2 separate regions of the Mus musculus genome follow, and region 1 is linked to region 2. The links are chromatin contacts, found by Hi-C or POLR2A ChIA-PET in ENCODE. All regions are on one chromosome and are shown on one strand. Each heading gives the region's core, a stretch centred on a gene start or an enhancer-like site at or near the end of the contact. The rest is flanking DNA. Distances are from core to core; before and after follow the strand shown.

Evidence for each region. Hi-C counts contacts between places; a loop is a spot of excess contacts on that map. ChIA-PET counts read pairs that join two places held with the same protein, here RNA polymerase II (POLR2A).
Region 1: a loop to region 2 is called in a map of Patski, with 2.2 times the contacts of the local background. The contact joins the promoter of B930095G15Rik here to the promoter of Farp1 in region 2. A Hi-C loop is called at or near these places in 1 of 37 maps with a recorded cell type or tissue (Patski). POLR2A ChIA-PET finds 5 or more read pairs at or near these places in 2 of 5 experiments (Patski and embryonic stem cell).

The regions. Positions count from the first base shown.
Region 1 is chr14:121,247,352-121,250,051 of GRCm38, forward strand. B930095G15Rik (RIKEN cDNA B930095G15 gene) reads left to right here and starts at 1,355. Exons shown (of 1, transcript NR_155502.1): 1 at 1,355-2,700. All of the region lies in intron 13 of Farp1 (FERM, RhoGEF (Arhgef) and pleckstrin domain protein 1 (chondrocyte-derived)), which reads left to right.
Region 2 is chr14:121,034,286-121,036,985 of GRCm38, forward strand. Farp1 (FERM, RhoGEF (Arhgef) and pleckstrin domain protein 1 (chondrocyte-derived)) reads left to right here and starts at 1,289. Exons shown (of 27, transcript NM_134082.3): 1 at 1,289-1,640.

The DNA.
Region 1 (2,700 bases), core at 105-2,604, 210 kb after region 2:
CGGCCAAGGGTGGGAGACAGAGAAACTCAGAGTTTAAAGCTCCTCGCGGATGCTCTAGGACCCCTTACATTGTGATGTTATGTTAGATTTTATTTTGAAATATATCTAGTGGTTCCCCATGTGGATCCTTGTTAAGAGCAAACTGAAAAGGCATGAAATTCCTTTAGCGTGAAGAAATGCACTTAATGAGTTCCAGAGCCCAATGTGAACGGCCTCAGCCCCTGAAACAGTCATCTGGATGCCATCGATGGTATTTTATTAGATAGGCATTTAATTAGAGGAAGCTTTTGGGCCAGATTCTTTCTTATATGTGTGATTCATATTCAGGAATTTCTTACACGGCCATCCCCCTCCCCACCCACCCCACCCCCGCTCTTTGGCCCTGCGCTTAAAATCTGAGTAGTAAGACTTTTTTCTCCTCAAGAACATCTTTGAAGATTTAAACCAAGTAATGAAAAAAAAAAAAAAAAAAGTCCAGGCCTGAAGAACCTAGATGCAGAGTCAGCCCCTGGCCTGCTGAGTCTTGGGGGGGGGGGGGGAGTTGGGGGGAGTTGACCTCAGAAGTCTCCCTGGTTGTACGTTGCCAAGCTTTTTGTAAAAGGAGGATTAAAATTCAGATAGGAAACATTTTTAACATTGGTGAATTGATGGTAAATGTGCTTAGAGGTTCGTTTTGTCCCCTTTTTCCCTTTTTATCTAGAGTCCCTGACCACAGGAGTTCAGTCTGCTTTCTCCCCGTACAGTGCTTTCTGCCCTCTCTGAGCAGCGCTGTGCTTGCCACAGGCGCAGCCCTTATTGAATGAGCCTCAGAGGTACAGGTGGACCCAGCCTGCAGTTAGTCAGTCAGGCTTGGTTTGACTCTGTGTGCCTCTGTCTTGATCGCTTGGCTTTGCCTGAGCCCTTTACGTGGGTTTAGCTAGAATTTCCATAGCCACTGTGGTTATAACTCCCATGGCAAGCTGTTTCCTGCTCCTCTCTCCCATCCGAACCCATTGCTCCTCCGTGTTCCTCCAAGGTTTCCCTCCATCACATTGCACGGCTCAGGTCTGTTCTGCTGTCGCTGAATTCTGCAATGAAGTGCAAGAGTTTCTTTAAACGCAAGGAACAGACTGTAGCTTCATGCTGGCCAAACAAACACACAGGAGGGAAAGCCTGTGTTGGGAACAAGATTTTAAAAGGGGGTGGGGCCAAAGAACTGATTGGCACTGCTTTTTCCTTTGGTTTAATCCACCCCTTTCCCATGTGATGAGCTGAAACTTAAAACAGGAAATGAACTCACTGGAGGCACCAGGTACTGGGTGTTAACACAAAGGCCTGGCATTCAGGCCAAAATTAGCATGCCTCTTAATATCATTTTTTTTTTTTTTTTTTTTTTTTTTACGAAAGAGGTACTAATGAAAAGCATTTAAAAAAAAATTCCATAATGATTCAGATGTGGAGTCAGCTTAAATCAAAGATCCACGTGGTCTGGTTGCCACCAATTGGACAGAAAGCTGTGTGGTTCTCCCTTTTAGTAGCCTAGATACATACTTCCGAGTATGTCTCCTGGGAGCAGAGTTGAAAGTGTGGGTTTATGTTAACCGGCTGTGGCAGGGACAAGGAAAGGGGTAGGTCTGTTGGAAAAAGGTCTTCATGAAGTGAAGAGCGTAGCACTCTCAGAAACCTCTCACCCAGAGACGTGTTGCTCTCCAAGAAAACAATGGAATGCCCGACCAGAAAGAAGCTAGGGAAGCGCTTAAAACTCTCAGAGAGAGAGAGAGAGAGAGAGAGAGAGAGAGAGAGAGAGAGCTCTCCACACAGCCTTGGCTTTGCTTGGTTCTCCATTGAGGTTTTCTTGGGTGACTCTGTTGAGCCCATGATGGCCACTGGGCACAGCCCGGAAGGGGGCTCCCCTGCATGTTTGTGGCTCTGGTATTAGATGGCAGCTTCGCATGCAAGGCAGCACCTGTCCTTCTTCCTAAGGACTCTGGGCCAGGTTAGCTGCTCTGCGATGTCTCCAGATGACAGTTGTTGGTATGGAAAACCTGCCCCTATAGTGGTTGGGATAGAGTTCGAAAGGTCACGTCAGCAAAGCAAAGGTTGGTGCTGCGCCTGTGTGCACTGGTGCCAGGCAGCACTGCAGCCCCCTGGGCTGGTTCAGAATATTCAACAGTGGTGGGAAATGGCAGAAGACAAAGGCCCTTACAGAGTCTGGAGGTGGGAATGGGGCATGCAGGGTTCTGGCCGGTCTGTCATCCCTGGTGATGAGCGTCTGTCTCACGCAGCTGCACCCCCAGCTCCCTTTCCCCTGGCTTCCAGTGTGAGAAGCAAGACCTTGACCCTCTGCCTGCAATGCTACAGAAAGACCACACTTAGCTCTTCAGTTACCAAGAATGCCCGCTCTCTCCAGGAGCATCTAGAGGGCTTGAAGGGTCATCAACCCCTTGCTCTCACCTCTTCCTGCCTTGGAAAATTGCTGCAAACCTCACTAACCGAATCTCACCAGCCCAGCCCATGTTTTTAACACAATTTCCTCCTGTTCTCTCTGTGTGTGCATTTAATCCTTGAGGTAATAATGTGTTGTATTAAAATTTTCTGATGCACTGAATTAATTCTCAAGTAGAAAAGGCTGGGGACTTCATTCTCATTTCTGTCATTTGTTTAATAAATTTAAGAAACATTCTTTCCATTGTTCCACTGTATACCGTTTTGTCAGCATGT
Region 2 (2,700 bases), core at 39-2,538:
TTGACCACTACACTTAAGAAAATTACTGGCTGAAAATAGCTCACCCATACTTGTAAAGCCACACACAGTTTGGCCACAGAGCTAGCTTCCAACCCACCCATGATTCTCTCTAGCAAATCGCCCAAGGCCTGTCTGGTTCCCCAGAGGCCAGAGGGATTTTGCAGCATGCAAGAAACAGCCCCAACCCTCCGCAGACTGCTTTTGACTCCCATGACTTACAGGTGCCCCTCTCTGATAATCAAGCTTTCATGTCTTCAGCCTCCCTCCCTAGCCACAGAGACAATTTCACTTGGTTAAGTTCAGTTGTAGCTCCGTTGTAGTTGCGACTGAGGTCAGTGAACTCCTCCAGGGTGGAAAATGACCGGAATCTGAGCCAAATTGGCTCTAGGGGCGGGTCCACACTAGCCTCTGGATCCGGCAGAACAAGGCTTTCCTGTGTTCCATACGGTCAGTGGCCCAAGATCTTTCCCAGACAGAGACAGGGAAGAAGGACGAAGGAAAAATGGCACCTAGTGGGTGGGGATAGTGATTGAAAGTCACCTAGTATCGTGGGCCTTCTGATCATGAATCTTCCGACTATATCACCAAGTTCTGGGGGAAAAAAAAACGGAATCAAATAACTGCAAGTCATTCTAAATCTCGCCACACTAAGCAGGGCATTCTGCTGTCCCTGGTCGGAGAGAGGTGGGGTTGGGCACTGTCCTGGGATTCGCTCAGGTGGTGGGCACTGAGCCCGAGCAGCATCAGAGGTGGCACCTGTGTCTCTGGCATTGAATACCGCGCCGCTTAGGGTGGTGCCGGAAGCCTGCGCTAGTGGCCTGGAAGGGGTGGGGGGCGGAATTCGTGGGTCTTTGTAAAACGCTTTCCACGTGATGTCGTAGTTCTCTGTCAGGCTTCCAAAGGCGACCTGCGGAGTCAGTGCCACGAATCTCCCTCCGGGCCTCCGCATCCCGCTGGACACCAGCGACTAGCGCTCGCGTCTCCGCGGTGGCGCTTCTTCCCGCTCTTGGCTTGGTGGTGCAGCTCAGACACCAGCTCTTGCCACACGCCCAAGTAAGGCACAGCTCCAGGGTGGCGTGGCCCTGCCCACGGTCCACCTTTCTGCGCACCTGCCTCCGGGGCGGGGCGGAGCGGGGCGGGGCCGCTGTGCGGGCGCAGGTCACGGCTCGGACGCTGGAGGGGGCTGTGGCTCTCCGCCGTCCCCAGGCTGTGCCCAGGCTCCCCCTGCCGAGGGCTCGGCCCAGGCCCTGGGAGGGGCAGTGGTGGCCCTCATTTCCCGCTCAACAGCCTCGGAGGCGGCTGGTCCCGGCGCGGGCGCAGCGGCTGCGGGGAGCGGGGAGCCCGGAGAAGGTGCGGGGCGGGGACGCGGCCACCGCCCGCTCTGCGCCGCTCCTCCCCACGCGAGTGGCGCTCGGGCCGGGCGTCGAGGCGGCCGCGGCGACCCGGAGCTCGCTCCCCACCCACCCCGCCTGCTCCGCCCTCCCCTCCGCCCCGCGCCACCTTTGATGGCTCGGACCTCGGCCGGCCGCCGCCTGCCTAGCTCGCGCGCCCGCCGCCCGCGGGGACCCCTCGCTCGCCGCCGCCGCGCCCTCGCCAGCCTTGCAGCCCGCAGCCCGCAGCCCGGACCCGGAGCCACCGAGGTAGGAGGCGTGCGGCGAACAATGACCGCGGCGGGAGGGCGGCCGCCTGGGTGGACCGGGCCGCGGCGGCAACTTGTGCGAGTCCCCGCGCTCGCGGCCCTGGGCGCCGGCCGAGCTGGCTGCGGAGTCCACGGGAACGGTCCTTTTTGTAGCCGGCGGCCGCAGGCCCCGCAACAATAGCAGAAGCCACGGTTCCTCGGGCACCGGTGGAGCTCACCTCCGCGGACCTGGGCTGCGGGGCTCTGAGCTCGTGGGTTCTCCCCAGCTTGGCTTCCTCTCCTTGGGCGCCCCTCCCCCGCTTCCTCCCATCCCACCCTGCCGGGTGACAGCGCCCCCGACGCCTCTTCCGGACCTCAGGCTGCAATCTCGGCTCTGGAGGTCCGTCTCCCGGCAGCACGGGTGCCGCCGTGCCGCCGGGTCACTGCATCTCGCCCACGGGCGGCGAGAACCTCCCGGTGGGTGACAAAGAGGAACACGCCCTCTTAAGTTAGATCTTGTTTCTCTTTACTCTCTGCCTTATGGAGGGGGAAGTTTCCCCCTCCCTTTTTAAAGCACAGGATATATATTATTATTTTTGTGTGGGGGGACGGGGAGTTCAGAACTTCTGATTGTGATTTTTTACGATTTAAGTTCGGAAAACTTTAGCCTTGTGATCCATCCGGACCCCGGTGAGTCTTAGACCTAGGGGTCGTGGAGGAGTACCAGATTCCTTGTTGGGACCCGGAAACCACGGCTGGCAGGGATTTTCTAGAGTCCCCCTAGAAAATAGGGAGGTAGGGCTCACAAAGGAACGAGGTTTGAGACGTGCTGGTGAAGATGTGGGAGCGAATAACTGCCTCTCATCTGGAACAGTTTACCAGGCTCAGCTTCTCCTCCCCTCCCCGGCTCCGGCTCCGGAGTTCAGTGGCCTCCGGCTGTTTCATTTATTTTTGTTTCAGCCTTCCTCCGTGCTAGTTTACCGCGTTTGACAACCTTAAACCTGGCCCCTGCCCATGGTTTACCCTCCAGACTTCCAATCCCTCCCTTAGTAGGCAGCGTTTTCTGACCATAACCTCGACCC